2 separate regions of the Homo sapiens genome follow, and region 2 is linked to region 1. A link is a loop called in an ENCODE intact Hi-C map of the cell type or tissue named here. Cell type or tissue: Caco-2. All regions are shown on one strand. Each heading gives the region's core, and the rest is flanking DNA. Links, peaks and the distances in the headings are about the cores only. Region 1 has its middle 12 kb from the start of LMTK2. Region 2 has its middle 71 kb from the start of TMEM130.

Region 1 (5,380 bases), core at 105-5,104:
CCCAAGCAGCTGCAACTACAGGTGTGCACCACCTTACTGGTCTAATTTTTAGTAGAGATTGGGGTCTCACTATGTTGCCCAGGCTGGTCTTGAATTCCTGGCCTCAAGTGATCCTCCTGCCTCAGCCTCCCAAATTGCTGGGATTACAAGCGTGAGCCACTGTGCCCAGCTAACCTGAACCATTTTGTATTCTGATGGGCAATGAGTGAGGGTTCCAATTTCTCCATATTCTTCCTAATACTTGTCTGTCTTTTTTATTATACCCATCCTGGTGGGTGTGAAGGGGTATCTCATCATGATTTTGATTTGCCTTTTCCTCATGGCTAATGATGTTGCACATCTTTTCATGTGCTTATTGTCATTTGTACATCTTCTTTGAAGAAATGTGTATTTACATCCTTTGCCCATTTGGCTGGGTGCAGTGGCTCATGCCTGTAATCCCAGCACTTTGGGAGGCCAAGTTGGGAGGATCACCCAAAGTCAGGAGTTCAAGACCAGCCTGGCCAACATGGTGAAACCCCTCTCTACTAAAAATACAAAAATTAGGTGGGTGTGGTGGTGGGCGCCTGTAATCCCAGCTACTCAGCAGGCTGAGGCAGGAGAATCGCTTGAACCCAGGAGGCGGAGGTTGCAGTGAGCCGTGATTGTGCCACTGCACTCCAGCCTGGGCAACAGAGTGAGACTCTGTCTCAAAAAAAGGAAAAAAAAAATCCTTTGCTCATTTTAAAATTAGTTTTATTTATATTATTATTGAGTTAAGAGTTCTTTATATATCTGAACACAAGTCCTTAATCAGATACATGATTTGAAAATATTTTCTCACATTCTGTGGGTTGCATTTTCACTTGTGTTCTTTCAAATACAAAAGTCTTTAATTTTGATGAAGGCTAATTTTGATGAAGTCCAATCTTTTTTTTTTCGCTTGTGCTTTTGATGTGCTTTCTACAAAAACATTACCTAATGTAAGGTGATGAAGATTTATACCTAGGTTTTCTCCTAAGAGATTTATTGTTTTAGCGCTTACATTTAGGACATTTTGAGTAAATTTTTTAAACTGCTTCTTGCAGATCACGGCTAACCCATAAGCAGCATGCCCAGAGTAGTCGAGTTAATTTTTTATATGGTGTAAAGTAGGAGTTTATTCCATTCTTTCCATGTGAATTGTCCCAGCACCATTTATTGAAAAACCATTATTTCCATTAAATTGTCTTGACAACCTTGCATAAAATGAATTGACAGTAAATGTGAGGGTTTATTTCTGGACTCTCAATTTTATTCCATTGATATCTATATCTATCTTAATTCTTCTTATGCAGTACCACACTGTTTTCATTACTGTAGCTTTGTAGTAAGTTTTGAAATCAGACCATGTGAGTCCTCCAACTTTGTTATTTTTCAATATTGTTTTGTCCATAGTGGATCTTTTGGAACTCAAAATGAATTTTAGAATCAGCTTCTCAATTTCTGCCAAAAAGGCAGCTTTTTGGGGATTTTGATAGGAACTGCATTCAATCTGTAAATCAGTTTGGGAGTATTGCTGTCTTAACAACATTACATCTTCTAATCCATGAACATGTGATGTCTTTCCATTTATTTAGATCTTTAATTTCTTCCAGTAATGTTTTATAGTGTTCAGAGTATAAATTATTCCTAAGTATTTTGTTAAATTTGTTCCTAAGTACTTAATTCTTTCTGACGCTATTGTAACTGAATTGTTTAAATTTCTTTTTTGATTTCTCATTGCTAGTGTACAGACACAATTGATTTTGTATTGAGCTGTATCTTGCAACCTTGTTGAACTCATTTCTTAGTTCAAATAGTATTTTAATGGAGTCCTTGGTATTTTCTACATACAAGAGGATATTGTTATTGGTCAACAGAGATTGTTTTATTTTTTCCTTTTACGTCTGAATACCTTTCATTTTTTTTCATGACTAATTGCCTGGCTATAATCTCCAATATAATGTGAAATAGAAGTAACAAGAGTAGACATCCCTGTCTTGTTCCTGATCTTAGGAGGAAACATTCAGTCATATAGCAAGTATGATGTTTGTTATAGGGTTTTCATAGATGTGCTTTATTATGTTAAAGAAGTTCTCTTCCATTCCTATTTTGTTGAGTGTTTTTATCATCAAAGGGATTTTGTCAAATGCTTTTTTCATGCTTATTGAGATGATCATGTGTTTTTTGTCTTTTATTCTACTAATATGGTATATGTTGACATTGATTGATTTTCATATGTTAAACCAAGTTTGCATTCGTGGGATAAATCTCACTTGGTCATGGTGTGTAATTCTTTTCATATGCTTTTAGATCCTGTTTCCAAGTGTATTGTTAAGGATGTTTGCATCTATATCCATAAGGGATATCAGTAAATAGTTTTCTTGAGCAATGCTGGCTTCATAGAATGAGACAGGATTCCTTTTCTATTATTTGGAAAAGTTTGTAAAGGACTGGTGTCATTCCTTTCTATTAATGTATGTTTTGAAGTATTCAGTAATAAAGCTGTCTGGGCCTGGGATTTTCTTTGTGGAAAATTTTATGATTACTAATTCTGTCTCTACTCTTTATAGGTTTATTCAGGCTTTCTATTTCTTTTTAAGTCAGTTTTAGTAGTTGTGTCTTTCTAGGAATTTGTCTATTTCATTTAGGTTACCTAATTTGTTGGCATACAGCTGTTAATAATATTCCCTTATAATTATTTTTTATTTCGGTAAGGTTGGTAGTGGTATCCTGTATTTCATTTCTTATTTTAGTAATTTGAGGTTTATCTCCTTTTTTTCTTGGTCAGTCTAGCTAAAAGTTTCATTTTTGTCAATCATTTCAAAGGATAAACATTTGGTTTTGTTGTCTTTTCTCTATTACTTCATTTATTTCTGTTTAATCTTTATTTCCTCCTTCTCCTAGCTGTTGGTTTAGTTTGATCTTCTTTTCCTAGTTTCTTTTTTTATTTGTTTGTTTTTGAGATGGGATCTCACGTTGCCCAGGCTTGTCTTGAACTTCTGGGCTCAAGTGATCCTCTTGCCTCAGCCTGACAAGTAGCTTGGATTATAAACTATAGGTGCATACCACCACACTTGGCTCCATATTTTACTAGTTTCTTAGGTGGAACACTAGGTTATTAATTTAAGATATTTCTTCTTTTATACTTTAGGTGATTAAAGCTATACATTTCTCTGTAAGCACCACTTTATCTACATCCTATAAATTTTGTATGTTGTGTTTTCATTTTCATTTATCTCAAATTATTTCCTAATTTCCTTTGTGATTCCTCCCTCCCTCCCTCCCTCCCTCCCTCTCTCTTTCTTCCTTTCTTTCTTTTTTCTAGCTTTGTCACCCAGGCTAAAGTGCAGTGGCATGATCTTGGCTCACTGCAACCTCCACCTCCCGGGTTCAAGCAATTCTCCTGCCTCAGCCTCCCAAGTAGCTGGGATTACAGGCGCCTACCACCCATGCCTGGGTATTTTTTGTATTTTTACTAGAGACAGGGTTTCACCATGTTGGCCAGGCTGGTCTCAAACTCCTGACGTCATGATCCACCCACCTTGGCCTCCCAAAGTGCTGGGATAACAGGTGTGAGCCACTGCACTCCATCCCTTTGTGAGTTCTTGATTCATTTGTTATGTAAGAGTGTGTTGCTTAATTTCCACATATTTGTGAATTCCCCAAACTTCCTTTTATTGTTGATTTCTAACTTCACTCTACTCTTGTCAGAGAACACATACTTTATTAGATTTTAATTCTTTTAAATTTATTGAGGCTTTAAAAGTGGCCCTGAATATGGTCTATTCTGAAGAATGTTCCAGATGCATTTGAGAAGAGTATATATTCTTCTGTTCTTGACTGGAGTGTACTATAGATGTCTGTTGGTCTAGCTGATTTATGGTGTTGTTCAAGTCTGCTGTGTCCTTGGCTTTCTACCCAGTTGTTCTATCTATTACCAAAAGTGGGGTAGTGAAGTCCAAAGTATTATTTTTTGAATCGTCTATTTCTTTCTTCAATTATGTCAGTTTTTGCTTCATGTATTTTGAAGCCGTGTAGTTAGGCGCATGCTTCTACATAATTGTAATATCTTCTTGATAGATTGACCATCATTATAAAATATCCTTCTTTTTCTTGTTGTTTCACATTCTATTGTCTGATATTAGTATAGCCACTCAACCTCTCTTTTAGATGCTTTTTTCCTGGTTTTCTTTTATCTCACTTTAAATTTATTTTGCTTTGAATCTAAAATGTGTCTCTAGTAGACAGCATATAGTTGAATGATGTTTTCCTATTCATTCTGCCAATCTCTACCTTTTGATTAGAGTGATAAGTCCATTTCCATCTAATGTAATTATCAATAAGATACGATGAAGATGATGATGATAATTTACTAATTTTTTTAAAGTAAGGGTTTCACTCTGTCACTCAGGCTGGAGTGCAGTGGTGCAATTATAGCTCATTGCAGCCTCAAACTCCTGGACTCAAACAATCCTTTCACCTCAGTCTCCTGAGAAGCTAGGATTACATTTGCATGCTACCACACCCAGCTAATTTAAACAATTTTTGTAGAGATGGAGCCTCACTATGTTGCCCAGGGTTGTCTCAAACTCTGGGCTTAAGTGATCCTCCTGCCTTGGCCTCCCAGATCCCTGGGAGTACAGGTGTGAGTTACTGTGCTGCTCATCAGCAAAATAGGATTATGTCTGTCATTTTGCTATGTATTTTCTATATGTCTTATGTGCTTTTTATTCCTCTATTCCTCCATTACTGCCCACTTTTGTCTAAAGTAGATATTTTCTAGTGTACAATTTTAATTCACTTGTTACTTGTTTTTAAATATATATTTCGAGTTTTCTTAGTGGTTGCCCTAGAAATTACAATTAACATAATACCCTAAAACAAGCTAGATACGATTAATAGCAGCTTAATTTCAATAGTGTTTAAAACGTTGCTCCAGTATAGCTCTCTTCCCACATCCATGTTTTGTGCTATTATTGTCATACAAATTATATCTTTATATAAGTCCCTCTGCCAGTTTTATAATTGTTGCTTTATGTAGTAGTCTTTTAAATCAGATAGGAGAAAAGAAAGTTATAAAGAAAAATACATTTATATTTATATTCTTATATTTAGTGATATAGTTTCCTTCTCCTGGTGTTTTTTATTTCTTTATGTGAATTCAAGTTTCTGAATAGTGACTTTATTTCTGTTTAAAGGACTCCCTTTAGTATCTCTTGTAGTAAACATTGTTAGCAACAATTTCACTCTGTTTTTGTGTATTTGGAAATGTCTTGATATTTATTTTATTTTTGAAGCTTTACTGGACATATAATTCTTGTTTGACAGTCTTTGTCTTTCAGCTCTTTAACATGTCAGCACTTTGAATTTGTTGTCC
Region 2 (5,380 bases), core at 102-5,101, 700 kb after region 1:
AGGCCTCAGTCCAGAGCAAACGCGCTTCCCGAGCTCTCCTACTGGTTGGATCCCTGGCTCTTCATCCTTTTTGGCGTGATGGTGTTTTTGTTTGTGTGTCTTTTGCCATGACTAGTTTATGGATGCCCAAATTAAAAAGTCAGCTTCTAGAGTGAATTCTGAAAATGACTGCAGACTTCTTCAATAAAGAGCACAGCCAGGACTGTGCCACAGAAGAATTTCAAATCTCTAAGGGACGTGCCTTTCATTTTACACTTCCTGTTACTCATTTGGAGAACTCCATTATGTGAGTAAGAACTCACTTGTTCCTAGCTAAGTTCTTAAAACTAGATTCTTTGGTTCACATTTAAAAACTTTCAACTGGGCGTGGTGGCTCATGCCTATAATCCTAGCATTTTGGGAGGTCAAGGCAGGTGGATCATTAGAGGTCAGGAGTTCAAGACCAGACTGGCCAACATGGTGAAACCCTGTCTCTACTAAAAAAATACAAAAAAATTTAGCTGGGCGTGGTGGCCCACACCTGTAGTCCCAGCTACTCAGGAGGCTGAGGCAGGAGAATTGCTTGGACCTGGGAGGTGGAGGTCGCAGTGAGCCGAGATCATGCCACTGCCCTCCAGCCTGGGCAACAGAGTGAGACTCTGTCTCAAAAACAAACCAACAAAAAAAGTTTTTATGGCTGGGTGCAGTGATTCACACTATAATCCCAGAACTTTGAGAGGCTGAGGCAGGAGAATTGCTTGAGACCAGGAGTTCAAGACCAGCCTAAGCAACATAGTGAGACCCTGTCCCTACAAAAGAAAAAAAAAAAATTAAAAAGCAACAAGGCATGGTGGCGTGCACCTGTAGTCCCAGGTACTCGGGAGGCTGAGGCCGGAGGATCACTTAAGCCCAGGACCTTCAGGCCGCAGTGAGCTGTGATCATGCCCCTGCACTCCAGGCTGGGCAACAGAGTAAGGCGTCGTCTCAAAAAGAAAACAACAAAAATACACAATTTTTTCAAATATCCGATAGCTTTACAGGGGCTGAATATAAAAGTATTTGCACTTAAAAATAAAAAAGCCACTCCAAAGTAGCCCAGGGACTTTGCTGTCCCCAGGATGGGCAGAACGGACAAGTGGGTGTCGCCCTGGGTGCCTGGCAAACCTGGAACCAGTTCTCCCACATATCTTGGTGCTGGGGCAGACTACCCTCGGTCTGGAAGGGGGCCCACTTTGTCTCCATAAATCACCAGGCAGAAACAGCTCTGGGCACCTGTCACATGAGATTAAATTTAGATAATGGGGCCCTTGGGAGGCATGGGGCTGATGCCACGCAGGAGGCCAAGGAGCTCAAGGGTGTTCTTCGTGTTCCGCTGTGTCAGAGGCCGACGGAGGGTTTCAGGAGTATAGATGCTGTCACTGCACATTTGCAGATGGGGCAGAGCAAGGGATGCTGGGCCTGAGTTGAGAGCCCTGAGGACTGGATGTGGCCAAATGGACAGACAGAGCAGCTTCTTGTCCATGAAGTCTTTTTAAACAATTATTTTTAACTTTTTTGGAGACAAGGTCTTGCTCTGTGCCCCAGGCTGGAGTGCAGTGGCGCCATTATAGCTCACTGCAGCCTCCTGCTCCTGGGCTCGAGTGATCCTCCCACCTCAGTCTCCAGAGTAGCTGGGACCACAGGTGCACACCACCACGCCTGGCTAATTTTTTTTTATTTTTTGTAGAAATAGAGTGTCTCCTGGCCGGCCGCGGTGGCTCACACCTGTAATCCCAGCACTTTGGGAGGCCGAGGTGGGCGGATCACTTGAGCTCAGGAGTTCGAGACCAGCCTGGGCAACATGGCAAAGCCCTATCTCTACTAAAAATACAAAAATTAGCCAGGCGTGGTGGTGTGTGTAGTTCCAGGCTGCTTGTGAGGCTGAGGCATGAGAATCGCTTGAACCTGGGAGGCAGAGATTGCAGTGAGCTGAGATTGCACCACTGCACTCCAGCCTGGGTGACAGAGGGAGACTCCGTCTCAAAAAAAATAGAAAAGAAATGGAGTCTCTCTATGTTGCCCAGGCTGGTCTCGAACTCCTGGGGTCCAGCAATCCTCCCATCTCAGCCTCCCAAAGTGCTGGGATAACAGGCATAAGCCACCGCACCCAGCATAGACCAAGTCTTTATCCTTTCTGAGGACAAATGCTTCTGCCAGGAAGAGCAGGAGAGAGAAGGCTCTTTTCATTCTGGTGAAGGGCAGGGGCCCTGGACTTAGAGGATTCAAGTCCCAGCACCCATCTTGCCCACTGTGTAACCTGGGGTGGGCAATCACATCTCTGGGTGTCATTTCTCTCATCTCTATTTTTTTTTTTTTTTTTTTTTGAGACGGAGTCTAGCTCTGTCACCCAGGCTGGAATGCAGTGACGCAATCTCAGCTCACTGCAAGCTCTGCCTCCCAGGTTCACGCCATTCTCCTGCCTCAGCCTCCTGAGTAGCTGGGACTACAGGCACCTGCCACCACGCCCAGCTAATTTTTTGTATTTTTTAGTAGAGACAGGGTTTCACCATGTTAGCCAGGATGGTCTCAATCTCCTGACCTCGTGATCCGCCCGCCTCAGCCTCCCAAAGTGCTGGGATTACAGGCATGAGCCACCGCGCCCGGCCCCTCTTCTCCATTTTTATAGGGATAATAATTGAACCTTCTTTGTAAGGATTAAATTAGATCACTCATGGAAGATACTTTGCACGGTTTCTGCCAGATAACATGTGCTTGAATGCTGAAGATGATGATGCAACTATGTAAATATAAATTCCTTAAGCCCGAAATGCACGGATCTAAATCAAATTGGAGCTTGAGCCAGGCGCGGTGGCTCACACCTGTAATCTTAGCACTTTGGGAGGCCAACACGGGCAGATCACTTGAGGTCAGGAGTTCAAGACCAGCCTGGCCAACATGGTGAAACCTCATCTCTACTAAAAATACAAAATTAGCCAGGTGTGGTGGCGCATGCCTGTAATCCCAGCTACTCAGGAGGCTGAGGCAGGAGAATCACTTGAACCCAGGAAGTGGAGGTTGCAGTGAGCCGAGATCATGCCATTGCACTCTAGCCTGGGGAAAAAAAAAAGAGTGAAACTCCATCTCAAAAAAAGACAAATTGGAGTTTAGCTTTGTGGAGTCTGCAAAAGTACATTTCCACATTTACTCAGCTCTGATTCCTGGTTTCCCCTGGAGGAGTGTTTGTTGGGAAGGCGCAGGGCAGTGTTTTTTGCATCTCTTGTTTGTGTGTAACAATAACGACCTGCATGTATTGAGCACCCCTTCTGTTGCCGGTCCCATACTAAGCATGCTCTTTGCACAATTGGATTCTGGCCTCCAGCATCTCCATGAGCCTAGGTTGTTATCTCCTGCAGTGGGTTGGATAGTGATATGGTTTGGATCTGTGCCCCCACCAGATCTCATATTCAGTTGTAATCCCCAATGCTGGAGGTGGGACCTGGTAGGAGCTGATTGGATTATGGGGGCAGATTTCTCTCTTGGTGCTGTCCTAACCATAATGAGTAAGTGCTGGTGAGATCTGCTTGTCTAAAAGTGTGTAGCTGGCCAGGATTACACGCCTGTAATCCCAACACTTTGGGAAGCCAAGGTGGGTGGATCATGAGGTCAGGAGTTCGAGACCAGCCTGACCAACTTGGCAAAATGTCACCTCTACTAAAAATACAAAAATTAGCTGGGCGTGGTGGTGCATGCCTGTAATCCCAGCTACTCAGGAGGCTGAGGCAGGAGAATCACTTGAACCCAGGAGGTAGAGGTTGTGGTGAGCCAAGATCACGCCACTGCATTCCAGCCTGGGTGACAGAGTAAGACTCCATCTCAAAAAAAAAAAAAAAAAAGTGCATAGCACCTCCCCACTCACTGTCTCCCTCCTGCTCCAGCCATGTAAGATACTTTGATCCTCATTCACCTTCCACCATGATTGGAAGCTTACTGAGGCCTCCCCAGAAGCAGAAGCTGCTGTGTTTCCTGTATAGCTTATAGAACCATGATCCAATTAAACCTCTTTTCTTTATGAATTAGCCAATCTCAGGCATTTCCTTTGTTTTAACTTTTATTTTAGGTTCAAGGGCACAAGTGAAGGTTTGTTGCATAGGTAAACTCGCGTCATCAGGGTTTGTTGTATAGATTATTTCATCAACCAGGTATTAAGCCCATACCCAATTGTTATTTCTCTGCTCCTCTCCCTCCTCCTGCCCTCCACCCTCAAGTAGACTCCAGTGTGTGTTGTTCCCTTCTTTGTGTTCATGAGTTCTCATCATTTAGCTCCCACTTATAAGTGAGAACTTGCAGTATTTGGTCTTCTGTTCCTGCATTAGTTTGCTGAGAATAATAGCCTCCAGCTTCATCCATGTTCTCGCAAAAGACATTATCTCATTCTTTTTTTGTGGCTGCATAGTATTCCATGGTGTATATGTACCACATTTTCTTTATCTGGTTGTCACTGATGGACATTTAGGTTGATTCCCTGTCTTTGCTATGGTGAATGGTTCTGCAATGAACATTCATGTGCATGTGTCTTTATGATACAATGATTTATATTTCTCTGGTTATATACCCAGTAATGAGATTGCTGAGTTGAATGGTAGTGCTGCTTTTAGCTCTTTGAGGAATCACCATACTGCTTTCCACAATGGTTGGACTAATTTACGCTTCCACCAACAGTATATAAGTGTTCCCTTTTCTCTGCAACCTTGTCAGCATGTGTTATTTTTTGACTTTCAGATATTTCTTTACAGCAGTGTGAGAACGGACTGACAGAGGTAGCACCCACCCAAAATTCATGTCCACCTGGAAGCTCAGGGTGTGACCTTATTCAGAAATAGGTTCTTTCCCACTTTGAACCAGCTTTATGTCTGCAGGGTAGCAGAAAAGGCACAACTGGGGCTCAGCTTTTAGAGCTAGGAGGACTGTGAGTTTCCACGTCTTCCCTCTTAGATTCTAAATTTTTGGAAGCTATGAGCCATCATCTAAAAAGTCCAGGTGCTCTCCAGGAAGACCACATAGAGAAGTGAGATCTTGGCACTACAGTGAGCAGTCTATGGATGACACTAGCCCAACCACTATTTAACTAGAACACACGAAAAGCTTTAGTGGGACCAGAAGAACTGCCTTGCTGAGCCCAGCCAACCCACAGGACTATGAGAGATCATAATATGGCTCTTTGGAGGTAGTTTTGCTACACGGCAATTGGTAAGTGAAATAGCAGTAGCTCATGCTTTACCTCCCTGAGGGCTGAAATCTGCAAAATGGCCTAATGTGGAATGTCAACAGGAGATGATCTTGAGAAACGTGTGTTTAAGTGACTGCCATGATATGGCACGAGTGTAGGAGGCTCTTTTGGGAGGCTCCCCTTTCTAACCATCTC

What was found. Peaks named below come from ENCODE experiments on the same cell type or tissue, not always from the same donor. Only the 100,000 strongest peaks of a DNase experiment are listed, where the experiment ranks them.
Region 2: it touches region 1 in a loop (7-fold over the local background); 1 of 110 quality-filtered maps calls a loop at or near these places.

Annotation. Positions count from the first base shown.
Region 1 is chr7:98,091,805-98,097,184 of GRCh38, forward strand. No RefSeq gene overlaps it. Among named protein-coding and RNA genes, the nearest start is that of LMTK2, 12 kb to the right of the region's middle. In Caco-2, for the core only: no CTCF peak of the experiment used is centred there; no DNase peak of the experiment used is centred there; H3K27me3 peaks cover 154 bases.
Region 2 is chr7:98,796,077-98,801,456 of GRCh38, forward strand. No RefSeq gene overlaps it. Among named protein-coding and RNA genes, the nearest start is that of TMEM130, 71 kb to the right of the region's middle. RefSeq lists an enhancer at 334-393. In Caco-2, for the core only: no CTCF peak of the experiment used is centred there; a DNase peak (open chromatin) is centred at 2,382.